Regions from separate parts of the Homo sapiens genome. Here region 2 is linked to region 1. The links are chromatin contacts, found by Hi-C or POLR2A ChIA-PET in ENCODE. All regions are on one chromosome and are shown on one strand. Each heading gives the region's core, a stretch centred on a gene start or an enhancer-like site at or near the end of the contact. The rest is flanking DNA. Distances are from core to core; before and after follow the strand shown. Region 1 overlaps PRSS36 (serine protease 36). Region 2 has its middle 19 kb from the start of STX4.

Evidence for each region. Hi-C counts contacts between places; a loop is a spot of excess contacts on that map. ChIA-PET counts read pairs that join two places held with the same protein, here RNA polymerase II (POLR2A). Pooled maps may share reads with other maps.
Region 2: a loop to region 1 is called in a map of mammary epithelial cell, with 4 times the contacts of the local background. The contact joins two enhancer-like sites. A Hi-C loop is called at or near these places in 1 of 168 maps with a recorded cell type or tissue (mammary epithelial cell) and 3 of 50 pooled maps. POLR2A ChIA-PET finds 5 or more read pairs at or near these places in 10 of 52 experiments (GM12878, PC-9, WTC11 and 7 more).

What each region holds. Positions count from the first base shown.
Region 1 is chr16:31,139,199-31,145,403 of GRCh38, reverse strand. PRSS36 (serine protease 36) reads left to right here. Exons shown (of 15, transcript NM_173502.5): 7 at 1,567-1,816; 8 at 1,933-2,062; 9 at 2,411-2,667; 10 at 2,760-2,923; 11 at 3,444-3,681; 12 at 3,794-3,935; 13 at 4,647-4,912; 14 at 4,989-5,110; 15 at 5,988-6,205. Among named protein-coding and RNA genes, the nearest start is that of PRSS8, 6.6 kb to the right of the region's middle. RefSeq lists enhancers at 2,380-2,459, 4,191-4,724, 4,725-5,260, 5,542-6,205 and silencers at 2,510-2,919, 2,970-3,259. Within about 2 kb of position 3,048, at least 34 of the 41 ENCODE cell types and tissues checked have a DNase peak (open chromatin) inside an H3K27ac peak, as active enhancers do; they include PC-9, where a contact is called at or near this core.
Region 2 is chr16:31,049,884-31,056,088 of GRCh38, reverse strand. No RefSeq gene overlaps it. Among named protein-coding and RNA genes, the nearest start is that of STX4, 19 kb to the right of the region's middle. Within about 2 kb of position 3,793, at least 2 of the 41 ENCODE cell types and tissues checked have a DNase peak (open chromatin) inside an H3K27ac peak, as active enhancers do; they include PC-9, where a contact is called at or near this core.

The DNA.
Region 1 (6,205 bases), core at 1,799-4,298:
ACGGAGTTCCTTTTTTTTTTTTTTTTTTTTTGAGACGGAGTCTTGCTCAGTCGCCCAGGCTGGAGTGCAGTAGCATGATCTCAGCTCACTGCAACCTCCGCCTCCCGGGTTCACGCAATTCTCCTGCCTCAGCCTCCCGAGTAGCTAGGACCACAGATGCCCGCCACGACGCCCAGCTAATTTTTTTTTTGTATTTTTAGTAGACACGGGATTTCACCAGGTTAGCCAGGATTGTCTCGATCTCCTGACCTCGTGATCCACCCGCCTCAGCCTCCCAAAGTGCTGGGATTACAGGAGTGAGCCACCGCGCCCGGCCGAGACGGAGTTTCACTCTTATTGCCCAGGCTAGAGTACAATGGCACGATCTCAGCTCACCACAACCTCTGCCTCCCGGGTTCAAGCGATTGTCCTGCTTCAGCCTCCCAAGTAGCTGGGATTACAGGCATGTGCCACCACGGCCAGCTAATTTTGTATTTTTAGTAGAGATGGGGTTTCTCCATGTTAGTCAGGCTGGTCTCGAACTCCCGACCTCAAATGATCCGCCTGCCTCGGCCTCCCAAAGTTCTGGGATTACAGGCGTGAGCCACCATGCCCAGCTATTTATTTATTTATTGAGACAGAGTTTTGCTCTTGTTGCCCAGGCTGGAGTGCAATGGCACGATCTTGGCTCACTGCAAACTCCACCTCTCGGGTTCAAGCAATTCTCCTGGCTCACCCTCCCAAGTAGCTGGGATTACAGGCATGAGCCACCATGCCCAGCCAAGGCCGAGTGAATTTAAAAACCAAAGACAGCATAGCCAGGAGCAGTGACTCATGCCTGTAATCCCAGCTAATCAGAAAAATTGAGGCGGGAGGATCACTTGAGCCCAGGAGTCTGAGACCAGCCTGAGCAACATAGTGATACCTCATCCCAAAAAAAGAGACAAACTGGCTGGGCACAATGGCTCACGCCTGTAATCCCAGCACTTTAGGAGACCGAGGCACGTGGATCACTTGAGGTCGAGAGTTTGAGACCAGCCTGGCCAACATGGCAAAAACCCATCTCTACCAAAAATACAAAAATTAGCCGGCTGTGGTGGTGTACACCTGTAGTCCCAGCTACTCGGGAAGCTGAGGCAGGAGAATCACTTGAACCCGGGAGGCAGAGGTTGCAGTGGGCTGAGGTTGCACCACTGCACTCCAGCCTGGGAGACAGAGCGAGATTCCGTCTCAAAAAAGAAAAGAAAGAAAGAAAAAGAAAGGGAAGGAAAGAAGGAAGGAAGGGAGGGAGGGGAATTATTTGAGCTAGTAACAACAAGAATCACTTGGCTCTAATGACAACTGCAGGATTATCTTGTGTGGCTTTGAATGCACTCCCCTGGTGCTCTTGGCTCTGGCTGCCATCGGCCTTCTGCTTACAGGGATTTCTTCTGTTTAGAGCCGCAGGGAATGCAGAGGACAAGGCCTAGCCAAGGAGGGTTTCTAGGAGAAGGGAGAAGGTGGTGTATGTTGGGCCAAAAGGAGGTGCAGGACCTTTTCGAGTAGGTCCCTGGGCTGACCCCTTGACATGCAGTCATCTGCCACTAGGGTGACTCTGGGGGGCCCCTGGTCTGTGAGGAAGGCGGCCGCTGGTTCCAGGCAGGAATCACCAGCTTTGGCTTTGGCTGTGGACGGAGAAACCGCCCTGGAGTTTTCACTGCTGTGGCTACCTATGAGGCATGGATACGGGAGCAGGTGATGGGTTCAGAGCCTGGGCCTGCCTTTCCCACCCAGCCCCAGAAGACCCAGTCAGATCCCCAGGAGCCCAGGGAGGAGAACTGCACCATTGCCCTGCCTGGTGAGTGGGCGGCACCCCTGGATGTAAGCGGGACATGGGAGAGTGAGTTGGGATGGAGACTGCTGGGAGTGATTGGGTTGCAGGAGGCCCACTGACCCAGGCCTCTCACCCCTCAGAGTGCGGGAAGGCCCCGCGGCCAGGGGCCTGGCCCTGGGAGGCCCAGGTGATGGTGCCAGGATCCAGACCCTGCCATGGGGCGCTGGTGTCTGAAAGCTGGGTCTTGGCACCTGCCAGCTGCTTTCTGGAGTGAGTGAAAATCTACGTTTCAAGCCGATCCTTGCCCCTCCCTACAGCCTGAGATACCATCCATTCGGCCCCAGCCCCTCCCCAGGGGGTGTGGGGGGGGCGGGGTCCCATTCGGAGGTGTAGGATCCAGCACAAAAAGAGGGGTCCTGGCCTGGCAGGGGTGGGTAGAGGCATGGTAGATAGAAGTTCGATCCCGGAGGCGGGGGTGTGAGTGAGCTGTTGGAATGGGGGTGTCGTGGGGATCCCGCCAGGATGCAGGATCCTCGCCTGGCAAGTCTAAGCCGGGGTGTGAGGTTTCCAGCCACGTGTGCGGGATCCGGCCCACGTCCCTCGGCCCCCATCCCGCAGCCCGAACAGCTCCGACAGCCCACCCCGCGACCTCGACGCCTGGCGCGTGCTGCTGCCCTCGCGCCCGCGCGCGGAGCGGGTGGCGCGCCTGGTGCAGCACGAGAACGCTTCGTGGGACAACGCCTCGGACCTGGCGCTGCTGCAGCTGCGCACGCCCGTGAACCTGAGCGCGGCTTCGCGGCCCGTGTGCCTACCCCACCCGGAACACTACTTCCTGCCCGGGAGCCGCTGCCGCCTGGCCCGCTGGGGCCGCGGGGGTGAGCTGGGGACCGGCGCTGGGCCGGGCGGCACCGGGCGGTGCAGGGGCCGTCTGGGCCGCAGCGCGGGCTCCCTGCCTTTTCCCTTCCAGAACCCGCGCTTGGCCCAGGCGCGCTGCTGGAGGCGGAGCTGTTAGGCGGCTGGTGGTGCCACTGCCTGTACGGCCGCCAGGGGGCGGCAGTACCGCTGCCCGGAGACCCGCCGCACGCGCTCTGCCCTGCCTACCAGGAAAAGGAGGAGGTGGGCAGCTGCTGGGTAAGCGGCGGGGGCGGGGCCCGCGGAACGCGGGCCCGAGAGGGCTCTAGGAAGAGGGCGGGGCCTGTGGAAGGCGAGTCCAAGTGGGCTCTAGGGAGAGGGCGGGGCCTGCGGAAGGCGGGTCCGAGTGGGCTCTAGGGAGGGAGCGGGGCCTGGGGAAGGCGGGTCCGAGTGGGCTCTAGGAAGGGGCGGGGCTTGCGGAACTGGGAATGGGGCGGAGCCGGGGTGGAAGCGGGGCCAGAACGAGCTGGGGGTGGGGCCTGCCCCTAGAGAACTTTTGGGAGGGAGCTGAGGCGGGCTCTGAGCTGGTGCTATGGTTTCTCTCTATCTCTGGATTTAAGGAGAATCTTAAAGTGAGGGCTGAATTCTTACACAAATTAGTATTTGGAGTCTGATTTGGAGAAGGTGGAACTTGATACTTCCGCAAATGGGAAAATCTGGAGTCCTGGAAAGCCCCAGGAGCTCTGATATTCTCTGCACACACGCAGAGGCAAGTAACACACACACTTTGTTGCTGCAGAATGACTCGCGTTGGAGCCTTTTGTGCCAGGAGGAGGGGACCTGGTTTCTGGCTGGAATCAGAGACTTTCCCAGTGGCTGTCTACGTCCCCGAGCCTTCTTCCCTCTGCAGACTCATGGCCCATGGATCAGCCATGTGACTCGGGGAGCCTACCTGGAGGACCAGCTAGCCTGGGATTGGGGCCCTGATGGGGAGGAGACTGAGACACAGACTTGTCCCCCACACACAGAGCATGGTGGTGAGCAGGACGCTTTTGGGCCCTAGGGGCTCCTGGGAGTGCACAGACCCATGGCAGGGGCTCAGGGGTCAGCCATGGGGCCCCAACTGAGGTGGCCACCTCCTCTCCCTAGCCTGTGGCCTGCGGCTGGAGGCTGCTCCAGTGGGGGTCCTGTGGCCCTGGCTGGCAGAGGTGCATGTGGCTGGTGATCGAGTCTGCACTGGGATCCTCCTGGCCCCAGGCTGGGTCCTGGCAGCCACTCACTGTGTCCTCAGGTGGGTCTCACTCGTCTCCTAGGCGAGAGACGGGAGGGGAGAATGGAACAGAGCCAAAGACTTGTTTTTGTTATTTGTTTGTTTGTTTGTTTAAAAAAAATTAACAATGAGATCTTGCTGTGTTGCCCAGGCCAGCCTCAAGCAATCCTCCTGCCTTGGCCAACGTACTAAGATTACAGGCATGAGCCACTGTGCCTCACCCAAAGGACTCTTAAAATAGTGGGATATTCTCCTTTAAGCATCTTACAGCTGGGCGCAATGGTTCACACCTGTAATCCTAGCACTTTGGGAGGCCGAGGCGGGCAGATCATGAGGTCAGGAGTTCAAGACGAGCCTGGCCAACATGGTGAAACCCCTCTACTAAAAATACAAAAATTAGCCAGGGGTGGTGGCAGGCGCCTGTAACCCCAGCTACGTGGGAGGCTGAGGCAGGAGAATCGCTTGAACCCAGGGAGGGCAGAGGTTGCAGTGAGCCAAGATTGCGCCACTGCACTCCAGTCGGAGCGACAGAGCAAGACTCTGTCTGGGGTGGGGCATGAGGGAAGAATCTTACAGCACTGGGAGATGTTTTGACCTAGAAGGGAGATTTGGAAGGAGGGATGATGAAGGAGTGAGTGGCATGACCCCAGAGAGTCATCCTTCCCCTGGGCTGGGAAGGACTTTGCCAGCAATGGGAGGAGCAGAAGGTGACATTGGACCTTGTTCCAACAGGCCAGGCTCTACAACAGTGCCTTACATTGAAGTGTATCTGGGCCGGGCAGGGGCCAGCTCCCTCCCACAGGGCCACCAGGTATCCCGCTTGGTCATCAGCATCCGGCTGCCCCAGCACCTGGGACTCAGGCCCCCCCTGGCCCTCCTGGAGCTGAGCTCCCGGGTGGAGCCCTCCCCATCAGCCCTGCCCATCTGTCTCCACCCGGCGGGTATCCCCCCGGGGGCCAGCTGCTGGGTGTTGGGCTGGAAAGAACCCCAGGACCGAGGTGAGACCCCTGGGTCACGGGAACGAGGAGTAGCTGGAGGCCAGAGCCCTGGAACAACTTTGTCTCCTCTCCCCAGTCCCTGTGGCTGCTGCTGTCTCCATCTTGACACAACGAATCTGTGACTGCCTCTATCAGGGCATCCTGCCCCCTGGAACCCTCTGTGTCCTGTATGCAGAGGGGCAGGAGAACAGGTGTGAGGTACAGGGGCCTGGGCGTCCTGGAGTAGGCAGGGGAGAGGCAGTGTTGGACTACTGTACCCTAGAGAGATAGCAGAATTGGAATTTTTTTTTTTTTTTTTTTTTGAGACAGAGTCTCACTCTGTCCCCCAGCTGGAGTGCAGTGGCGCGATCTCGGCTCACTGCAAGCTCCACCTCCCTGGTTCATGCCATTCTCCTGCCTCAGCCTCCCGAGTAGCTGGGACTACAGGCACCCGCTACTACGCCCGGCTAATTTTTTGTATTTTTAGTAGAGACGGGGTTTCACTGTGTGAGCCAGGATGGTCTTGATCTGATCTCGTGATCCGCCGGCCTCGGCCTCCCAAAGTGCTGGGATTAGAGGTGTGAGCCACTGCGCCCGGCCAAGGAATTTTTTTTTTTTTTTTTTTTTTTTTTTGAGACTGAGTCTCGCTCTGGTACCCAGGCTGGAGTGCAGTGGTGTGATCTTGGCTCACTGCAACCTCCACCTCCCAGGTTCAAGAGATTCTCCTGCCTCAGCCTCCCTAGTAGCTGGGATTACAAGCATGCACCACCACACCTGGTTAATTTTTGTATTTTTAGTAGAGACAGGGTTTCACCATGTTGGCCAAGCTGGACTCAAACTCCTCACCTCAAATGATCCGCCCACCTTGGCTTCCCAAAGGGTTGGGATTAGAGGTGTGAGCCACTGCACCTGGCCAGGATTGGAATTATTGGGTATTTGGCCCCAAATGGGACCCTAGCTGGACCCGGGAGAGAAACCAGGGACCTGGATGTCTAGGGATGCAGACCAGAGTGCTTCGTGGCCAGACCCTGGGGAAAGGGGGAGGGGACCAAGAGGAAGGGCAGCAGACCCACGTGGCCTCGCTCCAACTCTGCAGATGACCTCAGCACCGCCCCTCCTGTGCCAGATGACGGAAGGGTCCTGGATCCTCGTGGGCATGGCTGTTCAAGGGAGCCGGGAGCTGTTTGCTGCCATTGGTCCTGAAGAGGCCTGGATCTCCCAGACAGTGGGAGAGGCCAACTTCCTGCCCCCCAGTGGCTCCCCACACTGGCCCACTGGAGGCAGCAATCTCTGCCCCCCAGAACTGGCCAAGGC
Region 2 (6,205 bases), core at 2,544-5,043, 90 kb after region 1:
CCAAAAACGCAGCTTCTACATCCTTCCCCCAATCAATCAATGACCCAGTTGCCCAAAACCTTACCCTCCACAATCCCCTACCCTCCACAGTCCCCTTAGAAACCCTCTCCCAGAATTGCTCGGGGAGATAGATTTGAGGGCCTCTTCCCATCTCTGCACTAGGTGCCCTGCACCAGTAACTCTCTCTGCTGCATCCCTATTGTCTTGGTGTAATGGAGCTGTAGCTGCACAGCAGGCAAAGGAACCTGCAGGTCCCCTAACAATGAAAGGTAAAAAGGAGTCACCAATCCAAAGCAACTGCAAATCCAGCTGGGAAATTCCTTTAGGCTTCCAGGCCTGGAAATGGTTTTCTATGGCTCTTTTCTGCCCTCTTGGCTCTCAGCTCTGCCCTCTGTGTCAGCCATCTTTTCTTTCTTTTTTTTTTTTTGAGATGGAGTCTCGCTCTGTCGTCCAGGCTGGAGTGCAGTGGCGTGATCTCAGCTCACTGCAAGCTCTGCCTCCCGGGTTCACGCCATTCTCCTGCCTCAGCCTCCTTAGTAGCTGGGACTGCAGGCGCCCGCCACCACACCCGGCTAATTTTTTCTATTTTTTAGTAGAGACGGGGTTTCACCGTGTTAGCCAGGATGGTCTTGATCTCCTGACCTCGTGATCTGCCACATCAGCCTCCCATGTGTCAGTCATCTTTTCTAAGAAGCCATTCCTAACCATCCAACAGAAAAGCTGTCTCCAACCCCCTATCACTTTTTGTCACATCACACTGTTTAATTTCTTTTCTTTTCTTTTTTTTTTTTTTTTTGAGACAGAGTCTTGCTCTGTTGCCCAGGCTGGAGTGCAGTGGTGTGATCTCGGCTCACTGCAAGCTCCGCCTCCCAGGTTCATGCCATTCTCCTGCCTCAGCCTCCCAAGTAGCTGGGACTACAGGCACCCGCCACCACACCCAGCTAATTTTTTGTATTTTTAGTAGAGACAGGGTTTCACCATGTTGGCCAGGCTGGTCTCGATTTCTTGACCTCGTGATCTGCCCTCCTTGGCCTCCCAAAGTGCTGGGATTTTTTTTTTTTTTTTTGAGACGGAGTTTTGCTCTTGTTGCCTAGGCTGGAGTGCAGTGGCACAATCTCAGCTCATGGCAACCTCCACCCCTGGGTCCAAGCGATTCTCCAGCCAATTTCTTTCTTTCTTTTTTTAGATGGATTCCCACTCTGTCGTCAGGCTGGAGTGCAGTGGCGTGATCTCGGCTCACTGCAACCTCCACCTCCCGGGTTCAAGGCATTCTCCTGCCTCAGCCTCCCGAGTAGCTGGGACTACAGGCACGCGCCACCACACCCAGCTAATTTTCGTATTTTTAGTAGAGACAGGGTTTCACCATGTTGGCCAGGCTGGTCTCGATTTCTTGACCTCGTGATCTGCCCTCCTTGGCCTCCCAAAGTGCTGGGATTACAGGCATGAGCCACTGCACTTGGCCTAATTGCTTTTTTTTTAAGACAGGGTCTCACTCTGTCTCCTAGCCTGTAGTGCAGTGGCATGATCTTGGCTCACTGCAACCTCCACCTCCCCACTCAAGCAATTCTTATTCTTGTGCCTCAGCCTCCCGAGTAGCCGGGACTGCAGGCATGCACCACCACACCTGGATAATTTTTTTGTATTTTTAGTAGAGACAGGGTTTTACCATGTTGGCCAGGCTGGTCTCAAACTCCTGACCTCAAATGATCCACCCGCCTCAGCCTCCCAAAGTGTTGTGATTACAGGTGTGAGCAACTGTGCCTGGCCTTAATTGTTTTGATAATACACGTTATAGCTTAGAATAGCTTAGCTCTTGGCCGGGCATGGTGGCTCACGCCTATAATCCCAGCACTTTGGGAGGCCGAGGCGGGTGGATCATGAGGTCAGGAGATCGAGACCATCCTGGCTAACACGGTGAAACCCCGTCTCTACTAAAAATACAAAAAATTAGCTGGGCGTGGTGGCGGGCGCCTGTAGTCCCAGCTACTCAGGAGGCTGAGGCAGGAGAATGGCGTGAACCCAGGAGGTGGGGCTTGCAGTGAACCGAGATTGCGCCACTGCACTCCAGCCTGGGCGACAGAGGGAGACTCCGTCTCAAAAAAAAAAAAAAAAAAAAAAAGAATAGCTTAGCTATTTACTTGTCCTCTTCACTAGAATATAAACTCCATGAAAGCAGAGGCCTTGTCTGTATTTTCACCTCTATTTCTCTAGCACCTAACACAATGCCTGGCACACAGGTCTTGCTCAATACATATTTTATGAATAAATGAGTGAAGGAGTTAAGTGTGGAATGGCATGGTACAGTAGGCTGAATAGAGAACCCCCCTAAATATGTCTACGTCCTATTCCTGGAATCTGTGAATGTCACGTTATATGGTGAAAGGGATTTTGAAAATGTGAAGGATCCTGAGATGGAGAGATTATTCAGGATTATCCAAGAGGGCGGTATGTAATCATGAACATCCTCCTAAGAGGCACACAGGAGGAATAAGTCTCAGAGGAGAAAGTGGAGTGATGATGAAGGCAGAGATGGATTCATGTGCTTTCCAATGGAGGATGGACCCACCAGCCAAGGAATACAGGTAGCCTTTCTAAACTGAAAGAGGGTGGGGTGCAACGGCTCACACCTGTAATCCCAGACCTTTGGGAGGCTGAGGCAGGAGGATCTCCTGAATCCAGGACTTTGAGACCAGTCTGGGCAATGGAGTGAGACCTCATCTCTACAAAAAATAAACAAAATTAGCAGGGCGTGGTGGCGTGAGCCTGTGGTCCCAGCTACTGAGAAGGCTAACACGGGAGGATCGCCTGAGCCTGGGAGATGGAGGCTGCAGTGAGCTATGATTGCACCACTGCACCCCAGCCTGGGTAACAGAGCGAGACCCTGTCTCAAAAAAAAAAAAAAAAAAAAGAGCTGAAGAAGGCAAGGAAACATTGTCCACCAGAGCCACCAACAAAAACCAGCCCTGCTGACACCAGACATTGGCTCAATGAAACTGATTTTGAACTTCTGACTTCCAGAACTGTAAGAAAGTAAATGTGTGTGGTTTTAAACCACTGAGTGTATGATAATTGGTTAAATCAGTAACAGAAAATTGATACCGTTTGAGGCCAAGGCAGTGGCTCACGCCTATAATCCCAGCACTTTTGGAGGCTGAGGTGGGTGGATCACCTGAGGGCAGGAGTTCAAGACCAGCCTGGCCAACATGGGGAAATCCTGTCTCTACTAAAAATACAAAAATTAGCTGGGCATGGTGGAGCACGCCTGTAATCCCAGCTACTCAGGAGGCTGAGGCAGGAGAATTGCTTGAACCTGGGAGGCAGAGGTTGCAGTGAGCCGAGATGGCAACACTGCACTCCAGCCTAGGGGATAGAGGGAGACTGTCGAAAGAAAGGAACAAAGGAAGGAAGGAATGAAGGAAGGAAGGAAGGAAGGAGGGAGGGAGGGAGGGAGGGAGGGAGGAAGGAAGGAAAGGAAGGAAAAATTGATACAGTTGGGATGGGTTAACATTCAATGTGTGTGGTGGCAACAGCTTATGGTCCCCCAGTATCCATTCTACCCTTCTCCCAGAGTAACTGAACTTTTATCTGGGCAAAAAGCTGCTCAGGGTAGAGATTCTATTTCTCAGCAACACTTTCATCGGGATGTAGCCATATGACTACATCCTGGCTATGGGGATTAGAGCAAAAATGATCTGTACTTCTGAATCATGCTCTTTAGGGCAAAGGGCAAACCATCACCCCTCAGAAGGGCCAGACTGTGGAAGTGGTGGTGAATCATATTGGATCATGTGGGTGAGGGCAACGCCCTAGGGATGGAACAGCAACAAGATAAAAAAGACCTGGAGGGGCAGAGTGGCTCATGCCTGTCATCCCAGAGCTTTGGGAGGGTGAAGCAGGAGGATCACTTGAGGCCAGGAGTTTGAGACCAGCCTGGGCAACATAGTAACACCCCACCTCTACAAAAAAGAAAAAGAAAAATTAGCCAGGCGTGGTGGCATGTGCTTGTAGTCCCTGCTACTTTGTTGGGGCTAAGGCAGGAGAATCGCTGGAGCCCAGGATTTTGAGGTTACAGTGAATTATGATTGCACCACTGCACTCCAGCCTGAATGGTGCAGAAAATTGTCTCTATTAATGGTAGTAATGAATCAATGAATGAATGAATGATACAAAAAATCTGGCTCCTAATGATTTCATGGAAAGATCCATCATACTAACTTGGACTTTTATAGAAGAGAGAAATAAACTTCTATCTTATTTAAGCCACAGTTAATTTGGGTCTCTATTATATGCAACAATACACATACACAAACTAATTCAGAATTTTCACTTACTAACCATTATGATTCTTTTTTGTTTTGTTTTGTTTTTGAGACGGAGTTTTACTCTTGTCGCCCAGGCTGGAGTGCAGTGACACAATCTCGGTTCACTGCAACCTCTGCCTCCAGGGTTCAAACAATTCTTCTGCCTCAGCCTCCCAAGTAGCTGGGATTTCAGGCATCCACCACCACGCCTGGCTAATTTTTTTTTTTTTTTTAGTAGATATGGGTTTCACCATGTTGATTAGGTTGGTCTTGAACTAACCTCAGGTGATCCGCCCCCTCGGCTTCCCAAACTGCTGGGATTACAGGTGTAAGGCACCATGCCTGGCCAAACATTATGTTCTTTTCTCTTTTTTTTTTTTTTTTTTTTTTCAGAGTCTCACTCTCTAGCCCAGGTTAGAGTGCAGTGGCGTGATCTGGGCTCACTGCAACCTCCACCTCCCAGGTTCAAGCGATTCTCCTGCCTCAGCCTCCCGAGTAGGTGGGACTACAGGTGTGCACCATGAGGTGTAGCTAATTTTTGTATTTTTAGTAGAGATGGGGTTTCATGGTGTTGACCAGGCTGGTCTCTCAAGTGATCCACCTGCCTCAGCCACCCAAAGTGTTGGGATTACAGGTGTGAACCACCATGCCCAGCTTTTTTATTTCTTTTTCCCCCCCTTTTTAAAAATAGAGCTAGGATTTTGCCATGTTTCCTAGACTGGTCTCAAACTCCTGGGCTCAAGCAATCCACCCGCCTCTGCCTCCCAAAGTGCTGGGATTACAGGCGTGAGCCCCCGTGCCCGGCCTGGACAGCTTCTTTTTAATGCATCTCAGGATGCATGTGAGATTGATATTTACTAGGCACCATGTTGATGCTAGAAGGTCTGGGCCCCACCAGATGTTTTTACAGTTCCTGTGAGCAGCTGCTACTAGTTGCCAAATGCCAGCAAGAATCAAGAAGACTCGGCTTGGCTGGGCACGGTGGTTCATGCCTGTAATCCCAGCACTTTAGAAGGCCAAAGCTGGCGGATGGCCTGAGGTCAGGAGTTCCAGACCTACTCAGGAGGCTGAAGCACAATATTTGCTTAAATCCAGAAGGCAGAGGTTGCATTGATCCGAGATCGCACCACTGCACTCCAGCCTGGTGACAGAGCAAGACTCCATCTCAAAAAAAAAAAAAAAAAGAAAGAAAAAAAGAAATAGGCTCACTGGTTAGGACCTGAGGGTGAACAGCTCTGAAGAGGAGCAAAGGCGGAGACTTCCTAACATCAGCATAGCTCATTATGGTGTGTCAGTTGTCATGGTGATGGGAAAGGATACCTGAGCAGGGTATCCCACAGGGAGGCTGCATCTATCAGCTGGGATCCAGTTACGCTGCAGTAATAGCAGCCCCCAAATCTTAGGGGCTCACAACACCATGTTGATTTCTCACTCATATCCATGTCCTCCATGGGACCACTCTGTTCTATGCTATCTTCATTCTAGAGCCCTGTCTGAAGGAAAAGTCTCAAGCTGGAACTTTCCGTCTCCAGACACCGAAGAGAGGAAAGGTGGCAGACCCCATGACGGCTTTTAAAGCTTCCTCGTGGAAGTGGCACATGTCATTTCCACTCAAAGTCCATGGTCTAAAGCAAGCCACATAGCCATACCTGATGTCAGTGAACTGGGGACAAAAAACCATTCTATGTAGCAGGTCCCCAAAGAGAGGGCCAGTGAATACATGTGATTTTTTTTTGTTGGTTGTTTTTTTAGAGTCAGTGTTTTGTTGTGTTGCCCAGGCTGGAGTGCATAGGTGCATGGTGCAATCATAACTCACTGCAGCCTCTACCTCCTGAGCTTAAGTGATCCTCCCACCTCAGCCTCCTAAGTAGCTAGGACTACAGGCAAGCACCACCACGCCCAGC